2 separate regions of the Homo sapiens genome follow, and region 2 is linked to region 1. Evidence: chromatin contacts called from ENCODE Hi-C or POLR2A ChIA-PET data. All regions are on one chromosome and are shown on one strand. Each heading gives the region's core, a stretch centred on a gene start or an enhancer-like site at or near the end of the contact. The rest is flanking DNA. Distances are from core to core; before and after follow the strand shown. Region 1 holds the start of GMCL1 (germ cell-less 1, spermatogenesis associated). Region 2 has its middle 15 kb from the start of LINC01816.

Evidence for each region. Hi-C counts contacts between places; a loop is a spot of excess contacts on that map. ChIA-PET counts read pairs that join two places held with the same protein, here RNA polymerase II (POLR2A). Pooled maps may share reads with other maps.
Region 2: a loop to region 1 is called in a pooled map, with 3 times the contacts of the local background. The contact joins the enhancer-like site here to the promoter of GMCL1 in region 1. A Hi-C loop is called at or near these places in 1 of 50 pooled maps. POLR2A ChIA-PET finds 5 or more read pairs at or near these places in 2 of 52 experiments (CD4-positive, alpha-beta T cell and activated CD4-positive, alpha-beta T cell).

What each region holds. Positions count from the first base shown.
Region 1 is chr2:69,826,391-69,831,920 of GRCh38, reverse strand. GMCL1 (germ cell-less 1, spermatogenesis associated) reads right to left here and starts at 2,261. Exons shown (of 14, transcript NM_178439.5): 1 at 1,769-2,261. The coding sequence starts at 2,028. It overlaps LOC124906021 (a long non-coding RNA gene), which reads left to right and starts at 2,390. Exons shown (of 2, transcript XR_007086846.1): 1 at 2,390-3,907; 2 at 5,143-5,530. ANXA4 (annexin A4) reads right to left here. Exons shown (of 13, transcript NM_001153.5): 13 at 4,809-5,530. RefSeq lists silencers at 1,597-1,772, 1,720-1,799, 2,180-2,409 and enhancers at 1,383-2,303, 2,820-2,909, 2,304-3,225.
Region 2 is chr2:70,107,579-70,113,116 of GRCh38, reverse strand. No RefSeq gene overlaps it. Among named protein-coding and RNA genes, the nearest start is that of LINC01816, 15 kb to the left of the region's middle. Within about 2 kb of position 4,221, at least 35 of the 41 ENCODE cell types and tissues checked have a DNase peak (open chromatin) inside an H3K27ac peak, as active enhancers do; they include CD4-positive, alpha-beta T cell, where a contact is called at or near this core.

The DNA of each region.
Region 1 (5,530 bases), core at 1,012-3,511:
AAACTATGCTATAGGTTGGCAATGGTGGCTCACACCTGTAATCCCAACACTTTGGGAGGTCAAGGCAACAGGATCACTTGAACCCAGGAGTTCCAGGCCAGCCTGGGTGGGCAACAGAGTGAGACCTTGTTTCTACAAATAAAAAAATTAGCTGGGTGTGGTGGTGCATGCCTGTGGTCTCAGCTACACAGAAGGCTGAGGTGGGAGAATTGCCTGATTCTGTGAGGTCGAGGTAGAGTGAGTCATGATCCCACCACTGCATTCCAGCCTGGGCGACACAGCGAGACCCTGTCTCAAAATAGAGAAAAATTTTTCCAAAGGAAAAAAAAACTATGCTACACTGACGCTTCAAAAAGGTTACAGGGTCAGGCATGGTGGCTCACACCTGTAATCTCAGCCCTTTGGGAGGCTTAGGTGGGAGGATCGCTTCAACCCAGGCGTTTGAGACCAGCCTGGGCAATATAGTGAGACTCCTTTAGAAAAAAGCTCCAAAAATCAAACAAACAATTAAAAAAGTTACTGAATAGTATTCACAGTAGGGGTACATTTTTGTATAATAAATACAAATATTCATACAAAAAAAGGTACAAAAGGTTTTATAAACCAAACTATTAAGTTTTTAATCTATGATTCCTTTTTTACAATATATAACACTTGTATAGCAAAACCTTTTTGAATCTGCTTTTAAAGTTTAATTTTAGGCCGGGTGCGCAGTGGCTCACGCCTATAATTCCAGCACTTTGGGAGGCTGAGGCCAGCAGATCACCTGAGGTCGGGAATTTGAGACAAGCCTGGCCAACACGATGAAACCTGTCTCTACTAAAAACAGAAAACATTAGCCAGGCGTGGTGGTGCGCGCCGGTAGTCCCAGCTACTCGGGAGGCTGAGGCACAAGAATCGCTTGAACCAGGAGGTGGAGGTTGCAGTGAGTTGAGATCGCACCACTGCACTCCGGCCTGAGTGACAGAGCAAGGCTCTGTCTCAAAAAGAAAAAGAAATCATTTAAAAAATTTCATGTGTGACCCTACCAAATAACCTTTAAAAACAAAAGCAGAAAAACCAAATTGTTTGTGTAAGCATATATTCTACCTATAAACTACATTCCAGGTCACAAGTCAATATTCCATCTTTCAACTCATCCAAAAAAAAAAAAAAAAGGGGTTAAACAAGCTGCAGCAGCACCGCCCTACATACAGTACATCCACGGTCAACGACTTCATCAACTACTAGAAACTTGCACAGACTCTGTTCCTAGTTAGGAACAAATGTACACTATTGATAAACTTCACCTTTACAATTAACAAGAACTCCTGTGTGCAATTACTTACCCTCCACTGAGTGGGCGACAATAAGAGTGCCTATTTCAGAGATTACATTTAGTGTCTGTACTAAGGCAACCGGATGCAAAACAACTTACTCTGCGGCTACCCACTTGAGAGGGCAAAGGTGGACTGGGAAGGCCAGCCAGCCGGGCGTCTCTAAGGTTTAACGAGACGCGAGCTCGGGCTTGGCGTTTCTCATCCTCATCTTGGGGCTGTAACAACACCCTGGAAGCGTCTGTGGTTGAAAATGCGGAACACCTGGCGTCTCCCAAGGCGCTCCCCAGTCCGCCCCGCATCGGGCCGGCTTCCACATTCACCCTGTCAAGGGCACGTCCCCTCTCCATAGGCTGGGGAGCGCTGCACCCCGCAAGCGCACGAGGCGCCGGCTCGGCCCCAGGCCCAACAGGTGCGGGTCCGGGTCCGCGCGGGTGCGTGCCCCCACGTACCTTCGAGGGGTGTTGAGGAGCCGCTGCTGCTCGTCCCCCTCCTCCTCATCCTCGTCCGTCTCCGAGTCAGGGTGACAGTAGCAGAAGGACCCGCTGCTCCGCTTGCGCTTGTGGCTGCCCGCACAGTAACAGAATCCGTGGCCCGCCGCATCGTCTCCAGTGTCCGGCCTCCGGGCCGAGCCCCCCGCCCTGGCACCCTGCGCCTGCTGGGCAAGGGCTGGTCTTGGCTGGCGCAGCACCCGGCTGCTCAACGATCCCATGGGTCACGGCTCCCCGAGACTTCAGGGAGCCCAGAGAAGGGGGTCTCCCGCCATGGCTCGGCCGCCGCCGCCAGCCTTCCCCGAGCGCAGGTGCCTACACCGCCACCTTCTCACGCGCAGCCCCAACCGTTGCAGCGGACGCCACAGTCTCCATCCTCTTCCCCGCCCGCAGCGTCCGGTCGCGCCGCGCTCTAGCACCGCAGCACCTCGCCCCCTCGCTTTCGCAACAAAGCGCGGGACGGAGGGCGCATGCGTACGGCGAGCCTCCGGAAGGGGCGGGGCAAGGCGTGCGTGCGTGGCAGGTGGAGCCTGCGCACAATCCGGCGCGCCAGTGCAGGCTGGTGTTTTCGGGCCTGCGGTGGGCGTGGCCTCTGACTAACCCGAACTTCGGCGTAGACGTAGTGTTAAACCGTGGTTCATACGCGCCTCTGTAGTGGCAAGACCTGGGACTCCAGTCACTCATTGTTTCTACAAAGGTGCCTTGAGTCCCCGGTGCTTATGGGCCTGTGCTAAGCTAGTGGCAAAACCCCGAAGCTATTTGGTCTCCTTGCGGGAGCTCGGCGCTTGCTGGGGCCACGCTCTGCTTGCTTGGGCGTGGCCTCCTGTGAGAGGGGGCCCTAGGATGAGGCGATATGCTGGATTCCTGGGCTTCCTTAACATGAGCCCTCCCCTGCTGTAGACGTGAATGGAACCCGTTAAGTTATGGGAACGTTCCCGGCACTCCTTTCCTTTCCTCTCAAGTGCCAGTGGGATGTCCGAATAGGGTCTGGCACCATGACTGTCTGGACTCAAAAGTGCCTTCAGGAGGCCCTAGCAAAATTTACTAGTGTCTGCTTGGAGTAGTAGCAGCTCTTGTGATGGACTCCGGACAGCCAGCGTTCATTCCCTGACTCCCTTCTGTTACTTTTTAAGTAAAATAATGAAAATATTTCAAATAGAGTAATACAGATTCCTGTGGACCGACCACTAGCTTGAAATTTTATCAGACTTGCTTTCATTCTTTTTTCCTCCCAGCTTTATTGAGGTGTAATCAATGATTCATTCTTTTTTAAATAGAACAATACATATAGGCAGAAGCCCCTGCGTACCTCCTCCATCTCATTCTGTCTCCCTCCCCAGTGGCAATCACTGTGCTGAGAATGTTGTATATCATGTCCATGCATGTCCTTATATGCATACCCATAAATAATATTTTCTTTTGCATGTTTAGACATATCATGGAATGGAATCATAGTTGTACCTCTCATTGTGCACCTTTCTCCTCTCTCAAAATTATACTCTCAAGATTTATCCATTTGGTCAATCGCTAGATAATTTTCACTGCTCATTGTATGACTGACCCATATTTGTTTTTACATTCCTTAGTGAGAGAGGTTATTTCTACTTTAACGGCCTTACAGAGCAGCAATGAACATCATGTGCAATGGATTCACCAAGCAGATTCCCAAAAGTGAATTTGCTGCGAAATCTGCAACTTTGTTAGCTATTACCAAATTGCTCTCTGGGTTGATTGCATCAAGGTACCAATTTAGACTCCCATTGGCAGTATACGTAGTTTGAGGGTCCCCGTGGACTAATGTCTGATTCATGCATGAGAAATCTGAACCGAGAGAGGCTAGCCGAGGCAGCTTGGGGTGGAGGTGGGAGGCGGAGAATAATGGCTGCAGAGGGATCAGCTTGCATACACAGAATTTGCCAGCACAAAGAACGTGCAGGTGTTTCCCATGGAGCAGATGTGGACCACCATGAGACAGCTTAGGTCCTGCCCAACAGGCCTGGGAGGAAGGCAATGAACTTCAGCACTGAGAACCTCAAAGAGTCACCAAATTCCTAGAGGCTGAAAAAGGAGTACACATTTGCCTTGCCAGAGGAACCTCAGGTGAGTAGCGTGATGAGGTTGACAAAGGAACCCACAAGAATGCCCACAAGAATCAACTTTAGTCTGTCAGGGTCACATAGGGCTGATCCTCTACCACCACAGCAATGACAGTCAGGTAACAACTTTCCTGCTCCCCTTAACTCTCTTCTTTGCTACAACCCAGACATGGTAGGTTGGGGCAGGGGGAGAACATTGAAGGAAACCTAGGTGGAAAAAGAAGAGAAGCCCATGGTCTCCCTTTCCCCAGAAACCAGCTTCCTACTTGCAATAGGCCAGAGGTGAGTGAGGGAAGAAGCATCAACTGTAAATCAAGCTTGCAATTTTGACTGGATATATTACTTACTAAAATGACACTGTTTTATGACCTTAAGGGACTACACAGTAGGACTTTAAAACCTAAGAGTGAACAGAAAAGTCATGACTCTATCTGAATTTACATCTGAAGAAGGGGAAGAACTGCCCACTGAATAAATGTAAGTGGACAGTGGGAGGGAAAAACAAACATAATTATATCTCAAAGTCATGCTAATTCAATATGACAAACATTCGTCCAGGGTGACTTTATCCCACCTTCTAGAAATCTTCTGGTGAATCAATGCTATTTGTTTTAAAATTTTGGCTAAGCTACATATCATTTAAAGATAAAACTTCTACCAAAAAAATCACCATGCTTCCAAAGACAAAGCTGATGTGGAGATTCTGTGGTCTTCTGGGAAGGCATTGAAGTGGTAGTATTATTTCCTGTAAGTAACTGGAGTGACTAAATATTCACATAAGTAGCTTCTACCAGTAGCTGTAGCTTTTATAATAAACAACACTAAACTAAAAAATTCTTATTATTTCACTCACCAAAATACAATGGATGCTATAAAATCAACAAAAAAGGCAAGTATTCCCACTATAAGAATATGAATGTCCTTTATACATTTATGATATTTAATATAAATGGTCTACTTAGAGCAGAGGGCATCACTCATTTCCAGAGAATAAGTTCATACATTATTTTATGTTATTGAGTAGTGTTTGGCATATGTGAACATTAGCCAGTAGGCACGCATAAGACTAAATATGATTTTTTTTTTCTTATCTTGTAATTCCTGTAGAAACTGAGTAACACAAGTCCTTCAAAAATAGCTCCTTTCAGGGGCCAAGATGAAAAACCTCAGAAGGTGAAAAGTGGATCAGAGAAAGACTATACCTCACTTTAAAGACACTTTTTTTTTTTTTTTTTTTAGATGGATTCTCGCTCTGTCGCCCAGGCTGGCGTGATCTCGGCTCACTGCAACCTTTGCCTCCTGCCTCCTGGGTTCAAGCAGTTCTCCCTGACTCAGCCTCCGAGTGGCTGGGATTACAGGCACCAGCCACCACACCCGGCTAATTTTTATATTTTTAGTAGAGATGCAGTTTCTCCATGTTGGCCAGGCTAGTCTTGAACTCCTGACCTTAGGTGATCCACCCGCCTTGGCCTCCCAAAGTGTTGGGATTACTGGCGTGAGCCCCCGCCCCCGGCCTAAAAACACCATTTTTAAATTAAAATTATTTTTCCACGTTCTTACAAAGTGAACTTTTTAATTAAATCCAAGTACATCTTCAGAATGTTTCTGGAGTTGAAAGGCACAGTGC
Region 2 (5,538 bases), core at 2,972-5,471, 280 kb before region 1:
GGGCTGGAGGGGTGCAAAATCAAGCTCAGTGAGAAACCTGTTGCACTCAGTAGCTTGGAAACATTAAATGTCTTTTAAAATCACACAGTGACAGAGCCAGGCCGACTGCCCAGCCCCAGGTTCTTTCTAAGCAAATGCAATAGGATGGATTTTTTCTTTTTTTTTTTTTTTTTTTTTGAGACGGAGTCTCACTCTGTCACCCAGGCTGGAGTGCAGTGGCTTGATCTCGGCTCACTGCAAGCTCCACCTCCCGGGTTCACGCCATTCTCCTGCCTCAGCCTCCCGAGTAGCTGGGACTATAGGCGCCCACCACGACGCCCGGCTAATTTTTTTTGTATTTTTAGTAGAGACGGGGTTTCACCAGGTTAGCCAGGATGGTCTCGATCTCCTGACCTTGTGATCCGCCCGCCTCGGCCTCCCAAAGTGCTGGGATTACAGGCGTGAGCCACCGTGCCCGGCAGGATGGATTTTTTCAAAACTTTGCAATACCGGATTTTGCCAGTATTTCCTTCTAAAGAAGGCTCTCTCCCACCCAGTCCATGTTCTTTCCCTCATTCCATTGCTAGTTTCCCCAAAGCCTCCCTGGGGAAAGGCCTCTCCTCAAGATTATACTACTAGGAATGAAACTTGCTAGAAAAATGTGAAGCATTCCTGAACACCACCTCCACACCAGCAGCAGGCTTTGCAATGCTATCTTTGTGCCTTCCAGATAAAGAGATCGAAGTTTCTCCAAGATCTGATTCCCCAGGCTGATTTACATGAGGGGGGGTGTCAGTGGGGAGGAGGGATAGGCATGATCTGCAGAGAGGATGCAGATGGAAATTTCTGTTCCAAAGGTGAAGTCTCTCATGGCTGACAGCACTGGATCGCATTAACAAGGAAACCAGCCCTGCTCTCTGGCTGTGGGATCAGACACAAAATCTAAGGAACAGTTTGACTTCAATCTAGAATCCTGCAATATCTAAGCTGGAAGAGTCCTTAGGCCTATCTAGGCCAACCCACCCATTTTATGAATGGGGAAATTGAGCCCCAGGAAGTGGGAGATCAGACCTGGAGACAAGTGCTCTTGGCTTTATGCCAAGTATCCTTTCCACAGCCTCCTGCTGCTCTCATCCAATAGTACATGTGTATGTGTGCATAGATTTATAAATAAGTAAAACTTGAAAGATAAATAAAACAACAGAAAGTGCCCTTAAGTGGCTGCATTTTTTAAAATGTGCCACACTGGGTGCCGTGGCGCATGCCTGTGGTCCCTGCTACTCCGGAGGCTGAGCCGAGAGAATCCCTTGAGGCCAGGAGTTTGAGGTTGTAGTGTGTTATGATCACATCTGTGAACAGTCACTGCGCCTCAGCCTGAGCAACATAGCGAGACCCCTTCTTTAGAAAGAATTATTATTATTTCTTTTTTGGGATGGAGTTTTGCTCTTGTTGCCCAGACTGGAGTGCAATGGCATGATCTTGGCAACCTCTGCCTCCACGGTTCAAGCAATTCTCCTGCCTCAGCCTCCCGAGTAGCTGGGATTACTGGCATGTGCCACCATGCCTGGCTAATTTTGTATTTTTAGTAGAGACAGGGTTTTTCCATGTTGGTCAGGCTGGTCTCGAACTCCCAATCTCAGGTGATCCGCCCGCCTTGGCCTCCCAAAGTGCTGGGATTACAGGCGTAAGCCACCGCGCCCCGCCCATTTCCTGTATCTCTTACTCTACCAGCATGTCATAAATGTTTAGCAATCTTTGTAAAAAAAAACAAAAAAAAAAAGGAAGACTAGGAAAGAGAGCAGACAGATTGCTATATCTTTCTATCAGGTTGAAAAAACATTTAAGGCTGGTGGGGTGGCTACACAGGAGGCTAAAGCGGGAGGATCACTTGGGCCCAGGAATTAGAGGCTGCAGTGAGCTAGGATTCTGTCAATGCATTCCAGCCTGGGTGATAAGAGTTGTTTGTTTTGTTTGAGAAATAGTCTCGCTCTGTTGCCCAGGCTGGAGTGCAGTGGCGGGATCTTGGCTCACTGCAACCATTGCCTCCCAGGTTCAAGTGATTCTCCTGCCTCAGCCTCCCGAGTAGCTGGGATTAAAGGTGTGTGCCACTATGCCCAGCTAATTTTTGTATTTTTAGTAGAGACGGGGTTTTGCCATGTTGTCCAGGCTGGTCTTGAACTCCTGACCTCAAGTGATCTGCCTTCCTCAGCCTCTCAAAGTGTGCTGGGATTACAGGCATGAGCCACTGTGCCCAGCTCGTAGTCAGTATTTTTAAAGTATTAATAAATTATTGAGTTTGGCCAGGTATGGTGGTTTATTAATCCCAGCACTTTGGGAGGCCAAGGCAGGAGGATCACCTTAGCCCAGGAGCTCGAGACCAGCCTGGACATAATAGCAAGAACCTATCTCTACAAAAAAGTAAAAGGTTAGCTTGGCATGGTGGTGAGCGCCTGTAGTCCCAGCTGCTCAGGAGGCTGAGGCAGGAGGAACACTTGAGCCCAGAGGTTTGAGGCTGCAGTGAGCCGTGAAAACAAAACAAACAAAAAATACACACACACACACACACACACACACACACAGATATATACATGGAGAGAGAGGTTTTTTTTTTTTTTTGAGACGGAGTCTCTATGTCTCCCAGGCTGGAGTGCAGTGGTGTGATCTCAGCTCACTGCAACCTCTTCCTCCCAGGTTCAAGCAATTCTCCTGCCTCAGCCTCCCGAGTGTCTGGAAGTACAGGCGCCCGCAACCATTCCCAGCTAATTTTTGTAATTTTATTAGAGACAGGGTTTTGCCATGTTGGCCAGGCTGGTCTCAAACTCCTGACTGCAGGTGATCTGCCCACCTTGGCCTCCCAAAGTGCTGGGATTACAGGTGTGAACCACTGTGCCCGGCCTATACTGAGCTATTTTAAACTCTTTCCCACCCCTGTACTAAGTCTAAAATCCGGCGTATGTTTTACATCTTTATTCAGACTAGCCATATTCCAAGTATTCAACTGCCGCATGTGACAAGTGGCTGCCGTGTTGGACAGGACAGGTTAAATGTTTCCTTCATGTCCCAAAACCTGCATATTGTAAGTTTTTATTAAATATGCACCCCTGGGGTGCCCTGTCTCCTGCTGAGGAACCCTCCTGACAGCAGCACATGCTCTGCTTAGACCTTCTCTTCCAGTTTGAGCCCGTTTGGAAAAAGCCAATGTATTTTAACTTACTATATCCCATCCTTGTGCAAACATTGCCATGCCTTTGCAAGATCCATTGGCTTCAACATCGCTTTGACTTGCCTGCTTACACCAGATTTATGACCATAGGAAGAAAGTTACATTTTCTGGTTCTTTTTTGTTTTTTGTTTTTTTTGAGAGGGAGTCTGGCTCTGTCGCCAGTCTGGAGTACAGTGGCACGATCTCGGCTCACTGCAACCTCCGCCTCCTGGGTTCAAGTGATTCTCCTGCCTCAGCCTCCCGAGTAGCTGGGACTATAGGTGCGGGCCACCACACCCAGTTACTTTTTGTTTTTGTTTTTGTTTTTTTTTTGAGATGGAGTCTCACTCTGTTGCCAGGCTGGAGTGAGGTGGCGCAGTCTTGGCTCACTGCAACCTCCACCTCCTGGGTTCAAGCAATTCTCCTGCCTCAGCCTCCTGAGTAGCTGAGACTACAGGCACGTGCCACCACACCCGGCTAATTTTTTGTATTTTTAGTAGAGACGGGGTTTCACCGTATTAGCCAGGATGATTTCGATCTCCTGAGCTCGTGATCTGCCCGCCTCAGCCTCCCAAAGTGCTGGGATTACAAGCGTGAGCCACCACGCCCTGCCTATTTTTGTATTTTTAGTAGAAACAGGGTTTCACCATGTGGGCCAGGATGGTCTCCATCTCTTGACCTCGTGATCCGCCTGCCTCGGCCTCCAAAAGTGCTGGGATTACACGCGTGAACCACCGCACCCGGCCTTCTGTCTTAATTTTCACAAAAGTATTTGGCCCCAAAGGCAGCCGATGCAGGGGCAGAGTGTGAATGTCACAGGAGCCTCTGTACCTGTGACTCTTCCCACCCAGGCCCCGCCCCGCTGGGGGTGGCAGCCCTGTGGCCTTTGCAGCCAAGCAGCATGAGTCATCTTGGTCACTTGTTAAACCTTAGCTTCAGACTCAGAGCCGCTTTTGTTTTTCAGTTGAATCGGCAGCCCCGGACACACACATACCCCACCACACACCCACACACAAGCACGCGCGCGCACATGCGCAGCCAACCAGGCTTAGTTCTTAAGTGGGAGAACATATTGTTTGTCATAATTAATGTCACATTCCTGAACCTGGCCTTTCTCTGCCACCCTAGGGGCTGATGGTCTCTGTCTGGGAAGCCCTGTATGCTATCAGTTAGGGCGGGAGGTTGGGGAAGAATTCAGATCCGACCAAAGGAACAAGGCAGGAATTCATCCTCCTGTGACTGAAGGGACGTCCACAACCCAAACAGGGCCCCACTATTCCAGCCAGGGCGGCAGAGCCTCTCCTTGTCCTCCCACCCAGGGTTGGAGATTTAAGTCTCCATACGTCTCAATTCACTTCTTAACCCCAGTGGTTCTCAACCATGGCTGCATGTTAGACTCACTCAGGGAGCTTAAAAAATTTCTGATGCTCAGGTCAAAAACCAGACCAATTAACTCAGAACCTTTGAGGCCTTTACTCTTTGACCAGGTAGATTTATGATTTACAGGCTCAGATGGAGCCATACGCTCCGTCCAGCAGTCCTTCAGTACTCTGGGGTCCACAGCCCCAACAGTTTCCAGGCCCAAGAACAGTGATTGGACACCCCCACTGCTCTCTGGGCCCCCTCTGTCCTTCCTCAGTCAGTGTGGTTGAGAAAGTGCAGGGAAAGGAACACTCCTTTTCTCCCACTTCAGAGAAAGCTAGCAGCGTCCCCACCACTGCTGGCCACACACCCTGTGACCTCTGTGCTTTGCTCCGTATGCTTTTTCCTCTGTCTCATTCTCAAATGTTTAGTCTGTTTGTTGGTCTTTTCTTCTTCAGCTTATGAACATCCTTGTGTCACTACCACCTAAAAAACCCAAATCCTTATCTCCATTCTGTCTCCCCTTCAACTTAGTACCTACCTCTTAGCTTAGTGGCTTCTTCTTCTTCTTTTTTTTTTTTTTTGAGACAAGGTCTCGCTCTGTCGCCCAGGCTGGAGGGCAGTGGCGCAATCACGGTTCACTGCAGCCTCGAACTCCCAGGCTAAAGCAATCCTTCCACCTCAGCCCCTGGAGTAGCTGGGACTACAGGCGCCAGCCACCACACTGAGCTAATTTCATTTCTTTTCTTTTCTTTTCTTTTTTTTTTTTTGAGATGGAGTCTCACTCTTTCACCCAGGATGGAGTGCAGTGGTGCAATAATTTTTGTATTTTTGTATTTTTAGTAGAGATGGATTTTTACTGTGTTGGTCAGGCTGGTTTTGAACTCTTGACCTCAAGTGATCCGCCTGTCTCGGCCTCCCAAAATGCTGAGATTACAGGCATGAGCCACCGCACCCAGCCTCACTCAGCTAATTTTTGTATTTTTTGTAAGAGA